Linked DNA regions of Homo sapiens: region 1 is linked to region 2. Evidence: chromatin contacts called from ENCODE Hi-C data. All regions are on one chromosome and are shown on one strand. Each heading gives the region's core, a stretch centred on a gene start or an enhancer-like site at or near the end of the contact. The rest is flanking DNA. Distances are from core to core; before and after follow the strand shown. Region 1 holds the start of KBTBD12 (kelch repeat and BTB domain containing 12). Region 2 holds the start of MGLL (monoglyceride lipase).

Region 1 (6,263 bases), core at 3,360-5,859, 93 kb before region 2:
AACCATGTAAACCATGTGTGAATTATCAGATTTACATATACATATATATATATATTAGAGAGAGAGATAATAGATACATCATGAATTTTCTTTTTAATGTGTCAGGGTGTAGGTAGCCCAATTTATGAGTGATTGGAAAAAACAAAAAATTATGACCTCCTTATCTAGTCTGAATGAAGACTGCTTTGAAAACTGTGGTTATAGCCCTCCCTCCACCTCAATATCGCTGGCATCCGCCTGTATGAGAGGGAAGAGCAAATACAATTCCTAATCCTGCTTCAGTGGGAAAAGAAGTTACTGCATTCCTAAACTGGCATGTATTTTCTCCCATAAAAATGTTCAGTGTGAACTTTGGGAGGCCGAGGTGGGTGGATCACAAGGTCAAGAGTTCGAGACCAGCCTGACCAACATGGTGAAACCCCGTCTCTACTAAAAACACAAAAATTAGCTGGGCATGGGGCTTGCGCCTGTAATCCCAGCTACTCAGGAGGCTGAGGCAGGAGAATCACTTGAACCTGGGAGGCAGAGGTTGCAGTGAGCCAAGATCGTGCCACTGCACTCCTGCCTGGGTGACAGGCTGTTTAAGTTATTTCCAAATTTTTGCTATTTCCGAGACCGTGTCTCGGAAAAAAAAAAAATTCAGTATAGTGAGTAGCTTATAATCATGATAGAGTTGATCAACATCAAACCCACTGATTTTTATCGAGGAAAGACTGAAGACAAGAGAAATGACTTGGACAGGGCTAAATTCCAGTCTGTGGATAGGACAGGAGCAGGGTCTTACACTTTGTTCCTTGGCAATCCAAGGAACATCAACATTATGATGTCAGAAAATGATGTCCCAGTTTCACTGTTTAAAAAAAACCATTTTTAAGGGTGGGATCCTTTTGTACATTGGTCACTACCGTGTATAAAGTTATTACCCCACATTACAAAAATATCCCGGGCCTGTTTTCACCAACACTACCCCTCATTCAGGCATTCTGGCGCCTCCCAAACTTTCCTGCCTCGTCTCCTGACTTTCCTTCCTTATATTTTTCAATCTTTGAGTAGTACCAAACTACTACAGTTCTAACGCATATGGGCCTTTAACACGCTGTTCTCTTTTCTTTTTCTTTTTTTTTTTTTTGAGACGGAGTCTCGCTCTGTCGCCCAGGCTTGAGTGCAGTGGCGCGACCTCGGCTCACTGCAAGCTCAGCCTCCTGGGTTCACGGCATTCTCCTGCCTCAGCCTCCTGAGTAGCTGGGACTACAGGCGCCCGCCACCACCCCCAGCTAATTTTTTGTATTTGTAGTAGAGACGGGGTTTCACCGTGTTAGCCAGGATGGTCTCAATCTGCTGACCTCGTGATCTGCCCGCCTCGGCCTCCCAAAGTGCTGGGATTACAGGCGTGAGCCACCGCGCCTGGCTAACATGCTGTTCTGTCTTTACACGTGTAAATCTGTGTCAGAAATATCTCCCCCATCTACCTGAAAAAATATAACCTGGTCTTCAAAATTCAGCTCAGATATCACTTCCTCACTGACGCATCCCTTTGCTTTCTTGCCTGTGTTGTGTACACTGTGGTTGCTGCACTGCTATTGCCATTCACTTTTGCAGATGCTTGCCTCTCCTGTCAATGATGAGCACACTGCGGGTAAGGGACTTGTCTTCGTCACTTCTGTATTCTTGAAAATGTTTACTTATTTATTTTAGAGACAGGGTCTTGCCCTGTTGCCCAGGCTGGGACCTCAGCCTCCCCTGTAGCTGCACCACTACATGCACCACTATGCCTAATTTATTTATTTATTTTTTGTAGAGACAGGGTCTTACTGTGTTGCCCAGGTGCGTCTCAAACTCCTGGCCTCAAGCAATCCTCCTGACCTGGCCTCCCAAAGTGCTAGGATTATATGCTTGAGCCACCATACCTGGCCATTTCTGTATTCTTGTCTGTGATGACACTTAGCACACAGGAGTTGCTCAATACGGTTTGTTCAATTAAATTAATGCTTTGTTTAGTCCTAAATTACAAGTTAATGATAACTTTTCTCTAGGTTTTGTACATGATAATAAAAGATTATATTCAAGATTTTTTCTACATATAAAATTTATTGTGATACTATAAAATATTTATTTGGTGTTTGCCCTTTTCCTGACATACAACTCCTAAAATCCTTGGAATCTCCAAAGTGATAAATACCTTTCTGTACACTAATGAGTTGACTGAGGGCTGGCAGCCTCTAGAGCTTCAGGATAGGAGCTGGTCCCCGGAAAGAATAAGGCAGGATTAGAGCATTGGGACTTTCAGCTCCATCCCCTGACCTCCAGGGAGAGGAGCAGAAAGTTAAGTTGATCACCAATCAAGCATGCCTATGTAATGAAGCCTTCCTAAAAACCCCAAAAGGACAAGGTTTGGAGAGCTTCCAGGATAGCTGAACATGTGGAGGGTTCCCGAAGTGTGGTGCACCTGGCTGTACCCCTTCCCCCATATCTCATCCTATATATCGCTTCACCTGTATCCTTGTTAATATCCTTTATAGTAAACCGGAAAACTTAAGCGTTCTTCTGAATTCTGTGAGCTGCCCTAGCAAATTAAACCCAAAGAGGGAACCCCAACTTGAGATGGGTCAGTCAGAAGCTCTGGATGCTGGGACTAGTGTCTGAAGATAGTGGTAGCCCTGTGGGACTGAGCTCTCAGCCTGTGGGATCTGACGCTGTCTCCAGGTAGATGGTGTCAGAATTGCACTGAGTTAGAGGACACCCAAGCTGCTGTCTGCTGCAGAACTAAGTGATTGGTTGCTGATGGGGAGAAGTCTCCACATACCTCTTGGTTAGCAGAGGTTACAGACATTTTCTGTGTTCATTGTGTGAGAGCAGCAGACAAACAGTTCTGTGTTTTTTCCCACTCGCCAACGCTTAATGCTTCAAGTTGCTATCCTCTTGTTCCAGTCAAATCATTCAGAATCGTGAAGTGACTCCCTTGCTTATAGCGTGATGCACTATGACACCCAGTTTTCACTTGCACCCTCAAAATTAATTCCCAGTCATTTGCTGTCTGGGATTTGGCCCCATTCTTAAGGAACTACTGAAGCCATGTATTGGCTTCACTTACGCCTGAGATTACAAATTGGCTGCTCAGTTTTTTTTTTTTTTTTTGCTTTTTGTTTTGTTTTTGGTAAATTAGCTGTCAACATGCTAAGCTGAAATATTCCAGCATCTACTGAAAAAAATGAAAGGTATGGCAACACTGAGTCCTTAATTCCCAAGCGGCAACAATGTGCAGGACCTGAGTACCCAGCTGCCACCTCTCAGCTGGCACATCTGCTGGGCCCCATTATCCTCTTTGAGACCTGAGGGACAGTCATTATTTGTAATTCTTACGCTGTTGCTTTTCTCTTTCCTGTCCATTTACATTATCCTACAGCCATTTAAGTTTGTGACCCCCAGTTTATACGATTACGTCTCCACACCCTATTTTGTTTCAGCAACACCATCTTGCTAAAATCCTACGCTTGCAGAGGCTGGTAGGAAATGGCTGAGAACACACGCACCACCCTAAATGTACTCTGTGCTTCTCACTAGCATGGAAAAAGACCTGATTCATTTCATAATAATCCATCCCACACACCGGGCATCCAGTAACAGCCAGGCACATGGATGATAAAGACAAATAAGACCAGTTTTCTTTTCTTTTCTTTGCCGAGTTCACACTGTTTTGCATTCTCACAGTGCTTTATACTTTTCAAAGTGCTTTAATCCGCATTATAGCTCATTAGTTCCTCTTAAGAATCATTTGGGGGAAAATGTAGGGCAATTATTCTCCTGGCTTTAAAGTTAAGAGAGTTGCTCAGGGATACATTCAGGGTTTATTAAACTTAAACGAACCCTTCTAAGTGCCAGGCACTATCCTAGGTTCCGGGAAGACAACCAGGAACAGGGAAGTGCCCCTTACCTTTGTTGTGCTTACAGTCTAGCGACGGAAGGCACAATAATACATTGGTCAGGTAATTCGGAGGATGATAATACTATGCAGACTACGAGCCTGAACAACCCGACGGTGAAGGTCGGAGACGGCAGAGATGGCCTGGAGGAGCAGCTCCTGGGAGCCCCACCTGACGCCAGGCGCCGGCCCACTGCGACTCGAAGGAAGTCACTTAGAGCCGAGGCTGCAAGTGCCGGTGGCCCCGGGTCGGCGCCCAGGTTCAACCTGGCCCGGAGTTGAGGCAGGGCTTGTGACTGGGGGCCGCGTTCCCCCGGGGCGCTACCCCTACTTACGAAGGTGCTGCCTGGTTCGGGGCGCGTCCCCACTCGCTGGGCCACGACCTGGCTTGGACGCTACCGTGTGGCAGGGCGGCCAGCGGGCCTGACTGAGGCCACTGCCCAATATGGGCCTGTGCTGGCTGGGCGATATAAATAGAGGTCCCGCGCCCTGCGGAGGAGGAGGGAGGGCGCTGGCAGCGCCTCCGAGGGGACAGGTGCTGCCCTCTGCTTGGAAGTGGCCCGAGACCACGCCGCCGCTGCCCTCCAGCCACTGTGCGCCTGCGCACCTATTCCCGCGCTGGTTCCAGACGGCGACTACAGCCCCGGTGTCGCTGCACAGGGTCTCCCCGCGCGCGTCCCGTACCCTACTGAGCGTCCCCCGCGGAACGCTGTGCGCCTGCGCAGAGTGTTCCCGCGCTGGCCCGCGTGCCAGAGCGACTGAAGGCCTGCGGGGAGGGGATGGGGACAAGTGTTTAAAGGAGGTTTGGAAATCGAGCTTTGAAAAATGCCGGTGTTCCCGTTAGTCTTTTACACTTGCAAAATGACCAAAAGACCCCGTGTGTAGTCTCACTGTGACCGGGGGGTAGGGTTGCCCGGTAAAATACATGAGCCCAGTTAAAGGTAAATTTCAGATACACAACCAGTAATTTTTAGTGTTAAGTATGTCCCAAATATCGCATGGTCAATTCACGTTTAACTCGGTGTTCCGGTTGGGTTTCGTTTTGGTCTTGTATTTTTATTTGCTACATCCTGAGCCATCAGCTTGTGATTTTTATACCCTACACCTCTCTGAGAGTGGGAGGTTTCCAGGAGTCCCGAGAAAGGACTGGTTAGCCGGGAGCAGTGCAGGGATGGGAAGTCTTCCTTAGGCAAGTGTCATAAAATACGGCAGCTGTATTAGCTCAGTTAGCTTAAACCAAAGCAAAATAAAACTGTTTTCAGTGGTGGCAACATAACTTTATTATCTTACTATTATTTTAGCTCTGTAGGTCAGAAGTCCAAAATATGTCTCACTGGATTGAAATCAAGGTGTCAGCAGGACTGTGTTTGTTTCTGGGGCTTCCTGGAGTGAATCTGTCCCTGCCCTTTTGCAGCTTCTGGAAACTGTCTTCATTCTTTTGCTCCTGGCTCCTTCCTCCAGCTTCAAAGCCAGAAAATAGGGCTGAGTCTTTCTCACATGCATTGTGTCTGCAGTTGGTTCCTTTCAGTGGGCTTGTGGTCTCCATCTCGCTAACTTCAAGAATGAAGCCACGGACCTTAAATGTTAAAGAAAGCTTTAAAGGTCACATGGACCCAAACAGTGAGGAGCAGCAAAATTTATTGTGAAGAGCAAAAGAACAATGCTTCCACAACCTAGAAATGGACCTGACTGGGTTCCCTGTGTTGACTGGGTGGCCAGCTTTTATTCCCTTATTTGTCCCTGCCCATGTCCTGCTGATTGGTCCATTTTACCAAGTGCTGATTGGTCCATTTTACAGTGTGCTGATTGGTCCATTTTACAGAGTGCTGATTGGTCCATTTTACAAACCTCTAGCTAGCCACAGAGAGCTGATTGGTGTGTTTTTACAGAGTGCTGATTGGCCCATTTTAGAAACCTCTAGCTAGCCACAGAGCGCTGATTGGTGCGTTTTACAATCCTAGCTGCAGAGTGCTGATTGGTGCATTTTACAATCCTCTTGTAAGACAGAAAAGTTCTCCAAGTCCCCACCCAACCCAGAAGTGCAGCTGGCTTCACCTCTCAGCATCACTTTGACACTAACTCTTCTGCCCACCTCTTCCTTTTTTTTTATTGTGGTAAAATATACATAACATAACATTTATCATTTTAATCATTTTTAAGCATAGTCAGTGGCATTATGTTAATAATGTTGTACAACCATATCCAGTATCCATTTCCAGAATTTTTTCATCCTCTCAAAAGAAACTTGGTACTCCTTAAACAATAACTTATTTCTCCCTCCCCTTTAGCACCTGGTAACCACTATTCTACTTTTTGCCTCTACGAATTTGCCTATTCTAGGTGC
Region 2 (7,043 bases), core at 4,012-6,511:
GATACAAGATCAACATACAAAAATCAATTTTACCTCTATATGCTACAAATTAACATGTGGAAACTGAAATTAAATATACCTAACATTTATAATTACTTATTTTAAAAAAGGTATAAATTTGACCAAATGTGTATAGAACTTGTATGCTGAAAACTATACAACATTTATGAAGGAATCAAAGAACAACTAAATAAATGGACATATATACCCATGTTCATGGATTGGAAGACTTAATAGTAAAAATGTCAGTTCTCGAAGAATATACATGTTTAATGCAATTCCTATCATAATCCCAGCAAAATTTTTAATGAATATAAACAAGGTTATTTTAAAATTTATATTGAAAGGTGAAGGAACTAGAATCGTTCAAAGAATCTTGTAGACTGAGTGTGGTAGCTCACATTTGTAATCCCAGTGCATTGGGAGGTCACAGTGGGAGGGTGGCTTAAGGCCGGGAGTTCAAGACCAGCCTGGGCAACATGGAGAGATTCCTTCTCTACCAAAAAAAAAAAAAAAAAAAAAAAAAAAAAAAAGTCTTGTAAATGAAGAATAAAGTGAGAGGAACCAGCCTATTCAATTTCAAGATTTATAGAGAACTTCAATAATCAAGACTGTGTGGTATTGGTGGAGGAATAGACACAGACCAAAGAAACAAAAGAGAGAACCCAGAAATAGACCTGTACAAGCAGGCAGCTGAATTTTACAAAAGTGCAAAAGCAATTCAGTGGAGGAAAGGCAGCCTTTTCAACAAACTGTGCTGGAGCAATGGGACATGTAGAGACAAATGAACCTTGATCTAAATCTCACACTCCAGACAAAAAGTAACTCAAAATAGCTTACAGACTTAAGCATAAAATGTAAATCTATACAACTTTTAGAGAAAAACACAGGAGAAAATCTCTTGAGGTAGGACTACACAGAGTTCTTAGACTTGACACCAAATGCATAATCCATAAAACAAAAAATTGATAAATTGTTTCTGATCAAAATGAAAACTTTTGCTCTGCAAAAGACCTTGTTAAAAGGATTAAAAGACAAGCTACAGACTGGAAGAAAATATTTGCAATCACACATCTAGTATCTAGTAGACTAATGTCTAGAATATACCAAGAACTCTCAAAACTCAACAGTAAGAAAACAACAAGCAAACAATTAAAAAATAGCCAAAGGCTGCAATGAACGGAGATCGTACCAACGCACTCCAGACTGGGTGACAGAACGAGACCCTGTCTCAAAAAAAAGAAAAAAGAAAAGAAAAGAAAGAAAGAAAATAGCCTAAAGGATGGGCGTGGTGGCTCATGCCTGTAATTCCAGCACTTTGGGAGGCTGAGGCCGGTCAGATCGCCTGAGCTCAGGAATTTGAGACCACCCTGGGCAACATGATGAAACCCCGTCTCTACTAAAATACAAAAAGTTAGCCAGGTGTGGTGGCCTGCACCTGTAGTCCCAGCTACTAGGGAGGCTGAGGCATGAGAATTGTTTGAGCCTGGGAGGTGGAGGTTGCAATGAAACAAGATGGCGCCACTGCACTTCAGCTTGGGCTACAGAGTGAGGCTCAGTCTCAAAAAAAAAAAAAAAAAAAGGGGGGTGGGGGGCAAGAAAATAGCCGAAAGACAAGAAAAGACATTTTACTGAATGGGATATATAGATGGCAAATACGCACATGAAACAACATTAGCCATTAGGCAAAAGCAAATTAAAAACCACAGTGAAATATCATCACTACACACTTAACAGAAAGACTAAAATTTTTAAAATGGTGACAACACTACATGCTGACATGAATGCTGAGAGACTGGTTCTCTCCTACACTGCTGGTAGGAATGTAAAATGCTACAGTCACTCTGGAAAACATTTTGGCATTCTCTTTAAAAACTTGCAATTTCCCTACAGCTCAGCAATTGCACTCCTGGGCCCTCATCTCAGAGAATGAAGACTTAGGTTCACACAAAAACATGTACACGGAGGTTTACAGCAGCTTTATTCTTAATCAACAAACACTGGAAACAACGCAGATATCCTTCAGCAGATGACCTGTTAGACACACTGTGGTACTTCCATACTGTGGACTGCTACACCCAACCCACCTGGAATTATGCTGAATGAAAAGGTGAATCCTAGAGGTTATGTACTTTATGATTCTATTCATAAAATATCCTTGAAATGACAAAATTTTAGAAATGGAGAACAAATTAGCAGTTGCCAGGGGTTCTAGGGGAGTGAGGATGAGAGGGAAGTGGATGTGGCTATAAAAGCATACCACTTTGTGGGGTAGAGACGTTCTGTAGCTTGACTACAGATATTCTATCAGTGTCAGTATCCTGTTGTGATATTTACTGTGGTTTGTGAGAAGTTGCCATTGCAGGAAACTGAGTAAAGGGCACATAGCATCTCTCTTTATTATTTGTTACAACTGCATGCGAATCTACAATTATCTCAGAATAAGTTTAATTAAAAGAAAAAGCCAGATACAGAACAATACGATCTGTCTCTTAACTCCCAAATTCCCAGTTGGCTGGCCACACACCACAGTCTCAGTTCTGTCCATAACCAAGTTTGGGGGATCTCTTCAAGTTTGCAAATGTCACTTCTACTGAGATCCCTCTGACAACTTCAGTGAAGTCTCTCCTCAAAGCTTTTTTTTTTTTTTTTTTTTTTTGAGACAGAGCCTTGCTCTGTCGCTCAGGCTGGAGTGCAATCACTGCAACCTCTGTCTCCCGGGTTCAAGCGATTCTCCTGCCTCAGCCTCCCGAGTAGCTGGGATTACAGGTGCCCGCTACCATGCCCAGCTAATTTTTGTATTTTTAGTAGAGATGGGGTTTCACCATGTTGGTCAGGCTGGTCTCCAGCTCCTGACCTCAGATGATCCACCTGCCTGGCCTCCCAAAGGACTGGGATTACAGGCGTGAGCCACTGAGCCCGGCCTCTCCTCCAAATTTTCAAGCTGTGTATTTTAAATCATAAAATGTTAGAGCCAGGAACATTTGAAATAATGCCTTGATAAAAGCGTCCATCAGACCCCCGAGCACCCTTCCTTTCCATGAATTATAACCAACGGAAATCCGGTGCACTTAGCATGTCCAGCTTTGAGTGAAGCCCCCAAGCTTCCTGCCCCTGAGACTGCCGCCCCTAAACCTCTCTTGCATGGATTCTGTAGAGCTGCCCCGACCAGAAGTCACTTAGCCACTCCTCTGCTCCAGGCCTCGTGGCCTGCTGGAGGCCAGACAGTGGGTAAGTCACGCTCAGCAGTGCCTACAACTCAAGCCACTGCTCAAAGGCTGTTGTTTTATTTCTCAAGTTAGACCACAGGCTCTGTAGCAACTTGGGCCTCCTTGGACACACACAGTGTGACGCTGAGACACAGTCCTCAACGCTGCTATGGTGTAGAATTTTTTGCGGAGAAAGACAGGAAGGCCTCTTGAGGTCAGTGTGAGACAGGGACACTCCACTGGGGCATAGGTATATCACTCACAGGTTGAAGGTAGGTAGACTGAGGCTCAAAGAGCAAGCGGAGGAGCTAATGTTCAACCCAGGTGGTGTGGAGTCTCAGTCCAGTGGCCTTACCCTCCACGGCCACGTTGCTAGTTATACTGGACAGAGCTCAGACTGTGCCCTGGCCTGTGTAGATGCACCAGAGGTTTTATCTGGGGGTCACAGCCGCTGGGAACGGGAGAGTTGCTGGGGATTGCCAGGAAGGGACAAGGCATTTGTAGCCATGCACCATCTGCTTTTACACTACCCTAGAGTCAAGTGGACCCCCTCCAGCATTTTTTTTTCCCCGAGATGGAGTCTCACTCTGTCACCCAGGCTGAAGTGCAATGGTGTGGTATCGGCTCACTGCAACCTCTGCCTCCCGGGTTCAAGCGATTCTCCTGAGTAGCTGGGACTACAGGCGCATGCCACCACGACCGGTTAATTGCCCCTCCAGCATTGTATGTGTCTGACTGCAATGAAGTGTGAGTGTGTCTGTGTGCGACTGTGTGTGTATGATGTGAGTGTGTCTGTGTCTATGTGGGGGCCAGGTGTATAGTCTGCATATGTCTGTGCACCTCTGTGTCTCTGTGGGTTGTCTGTGCCTATGTCTCGGCTTGTGTGTGTGCATGCATGTGTGGTCTGTGTGTGTCTGTATGCATGTGGTATCTCTGGGATGTGTGTCTGTATGTCCCTGCGTGCAGTGTAGTGACTTTGGGAGTGCACATGTGTACACGTGTGGTGAGTGTGCGGCCCTGCGCGAGTTGTCTGTGTACGTGTGGTGCCTGTGGGTCTGTGTGCGCGCGTGTGCCCGTGGGTGTGGTGTGTCCTCCCGCGCTGAGGCTCCCATGAACCCAGCTCAGTTCAGGCCTCCCTGACAGTCCTCGGGCGGCCACCCCGGGGCGCGGCTGTCCACGAGGCGCGGAGGAGAGGAGTGCGTGGCTGGGTCGGCGGGCGGCGCCCCCGCTCCTCCCCGCGGGCCGGGCACACGTGGGCCCCGGGCGCCGCCTCCCCGCGCCGCCCGCCGCCCGCCGGGTCCCGCGCGTCCCCACCCACCTCGGGCCGCCCCCGCCGCCGAGCCGGCCCAGGGATAAAGTGGCGGCGCAGACGCCGCACCCTGTCGCCGCGAAGCCGGTCGCGCGCAGCTCGTCCCGGCCCTGGCCCGCCGCAAACGAGGATCCGCTGCGCTCGGGGAACGCGACAGCGGCGCTCGTGGCCCCGGTAACTGCCTCCCGGCCCCTGCCCCAGCCCGCCAGTGCCGCCGTCAGGGGTGGGGAGCAGCACTGGGGTCCCGGACACGCCCGGCGTGGGCTCCCGCTACCCATGTGTGCGTGTGTGTGTGTGCACGGTGTGTGTGCGCGCGTGTCCGAGTGTGCGCGCGTGTGCGCGCGCGCGCGCCCTCCCTGCTCCTTCGCACCAGCCCCCAAACCAACTTGTCCCCATCAACTCCATCTTTCTAGTCCCCACCTTCCCCGGTGCAGACACCCGGCGAAGCCCACCCGGTTTTCCCAGCGGCATTTCCGATGACAGCTTCGGGGCTACGTGTCCTGTGCTGTCGGAGACGCACAGGAAGCAAAGTTTGTGAGAAGCCTTGGGGGCGACTTTGCCTTGGGCACCCGCATTTGTGCGTCTGCGAGGTGCCTCGGTGTGCGCGGAGCTAGTTTCCCAGTTTCCCGGGCCCCTCCCTTCTCCGAGCCCCTCTAGCGATTTGTTTAGGAAAAGTGATGACATGAACTAGTAGTGGAGAATCGCAGCGCCGCTCCCCGCCCTGGGGAGGGAGGGGAGCCCCGGAGAGCCTGCCGGTGGGAGCTGGAAGCAGGCTCCCGGCTGAGCGCCCCAGCCCGAAAGGCAGGGTCTGGGTGCGGGAAGAGGGCTCGGAGCTGCCTTCCTGCTGCCTTGGGGCCGCCCAGATGAGGGAACAGCCCGATTTGCCTGGTTCTGATTCTCCAGGCTGTCGTGGTTGTGGAATGCAAACGCCAGCACATAATGGAAACAGGTTTGTCATGTATCCTTGGAATTTCAGATGGGAGGAATAATCTGAGTATCATCCACCTCATTATTGTGCCCACTTGAAACTGTTCCTTGGAGATTTTAAGATAGATGGGTCTTCTTGCAGCTGGGTCTTTGTACCCATAGAGCTGACTATAATTTCCACTTGATTACAGCTAAAATAGTCTTTAAGATGAAGTTTCCTGAAATGATTTAAAATAAACACAGATGGGAAGGGGGAAAAACTGTAATGAGGCACTTAAAAAATAAAGTGAGCATTTTCTTAAGAACAAATGGGATTTTTCAGTCTTGGAGAGGTTTGCAAGAAATGTATGTATGTTTTAAACCTTTGAAACAGAGGGGTTTTTTAAACTGCTTTTAAAAAAATGTTACTGACTCTGAACTAGACTTTTCTCTCCTATCCATACATGTTCTTGAGATATTTCTGACTTTGGAATATGTCACTTTTCCTTCTAGGACCTGAAGACCCTTCCAGCATGCCAGAGGAAAGTTCCCCCAGGCGGACCCCGCAGAGCATTCCCTACCAGGACCTCCCTCACCTGGTCAATGCAGACGGACAGTACCTCTTCTGCAGGTACTGGAAACCCACAGGCACACCCAAGTAAGTCTTCCCCAGAAAGTCACCCCAGGTGACAGGGGAGCATGGCCCCTGCTTCTCCTCTGGTCGTTATCATGTGCCATCTGGGGCGGGGCCGCTTTCTCTATGACCTACTTCCCCTGCCGTTTTAATGTTAGGCTGAGCAATGTTAACAAAGCTAAAATGTATACTTTATAATTTTTAAATTTAAGAAGCAGGAATTCTTTTTTCATTATAACAACTCAGATATGGATCCTACCGTATGGCAATTTTCAAAAATTCCACATGACTTTATTTTTTGTACTGGAGTTGATTTCCGGTTGTACAGGCATTCATTTAAAATCAAACCCGACAATTAAGGAAAATCCCCTAGATGGATGAGAAACCCGAAGTAATACATATATCTTCACCTTTGCTCACTTTTCCTGCTTGTTTCTGAGCTTCTGAAGATGGCATACATGTGTCACCAGGAAGAAAGGGGCCTGGGTATTTCCTTCTGATTCCTTGCCAGCTCAATTACTTTGTACATTTTCCATCAAGGATTTGTCTTGCTATTAGAAGCAAACATTGGGACTATACACAAGACAGCTGGTCTCCTGCTGCTGCTCCCTCCTCTTGGATGAAGCAGGAAAACCCTGCTTGTTTGTGTTATTTGGAAAAAGAATTTATTTGTGGTAACCAATTGGCCTGGTGACAAGAACATTTCCTGTTCCAGGGACATTTTACCTGTTTTGTAGGCCTCTTGTCTCCTAGGGATCATTGTGTGGTTGGATTATGTCTCTCTTTGTGCTCCAGTAATCACCCAACCCTCACACAGGTGTAAAATTTCTTCTCTGTCTTCATCAAGGTATCTATGATCCAGGGAGCTGCACGTTAAAAACACAGAGATATGGACTTTTAAAACCCGGCATAGAGTCATAGCTTCAGGGCAGCTACACAGACTGGCTATGGTTTCTCTCTAGTGTTTTCAAGTGGGTAACGTGCT

The links. A loop is a pair of places that touch in the nucleus more often than their neighbours do. Pooled maps may share reads with other maps.
Region 1: a map of psoas muscle shows a loop between it and region 2 (2.4-fold over the local background). The contact joins the promoter of KBTBD12 here to the promoter of MGLL in region 2. A Hi-C loop is called at or near these places in 3 of 168 maps with a recorded cell type or tissue (Right ventricle myocardium inferior, dorsolateral prefrontal cortex and psoas muscle), 2 of 37 single-sample maps with no recorded cell type and 4 of 50 pooled maps.

Annotation. Positions count from the first base shown.
Region 1 is chr3:127,913,578-127,919,840 of GRCh38, reverse strand. KBTBD12 (kelch repeat and BTB domain containing 12) reads right to left here and starts at 4,609. Exons shown (of 6, transcript NM_207335.4): 1 at 4,255-4,609. It overlaps LOC107986129 (a long non-coding RNA gene), which reads left to right. Exons shown (of 5, transcript XR_001740896.2): 3 at 1,600-1,636. It overlaps LOC124909427 (a long non-coding RNA gene), which reads right to left. Exons shown (of 2, transcript XR_007096071.1): 2 at 5,175-5,495.
Region 2 is chr3:127,820,733-127,827,775 of GRCh38, reverse strand. It overlaps MGLL (monoglyceride lipase), which reads left to right and starts at 5,261. Exons shown (of 8, transcript NM_007283.7): 1 at 5,261-5,467; 2 at 5,938-6,082. The coding sequence starts at 5,458. RefSeq lists a silencer at 4,300-4,819.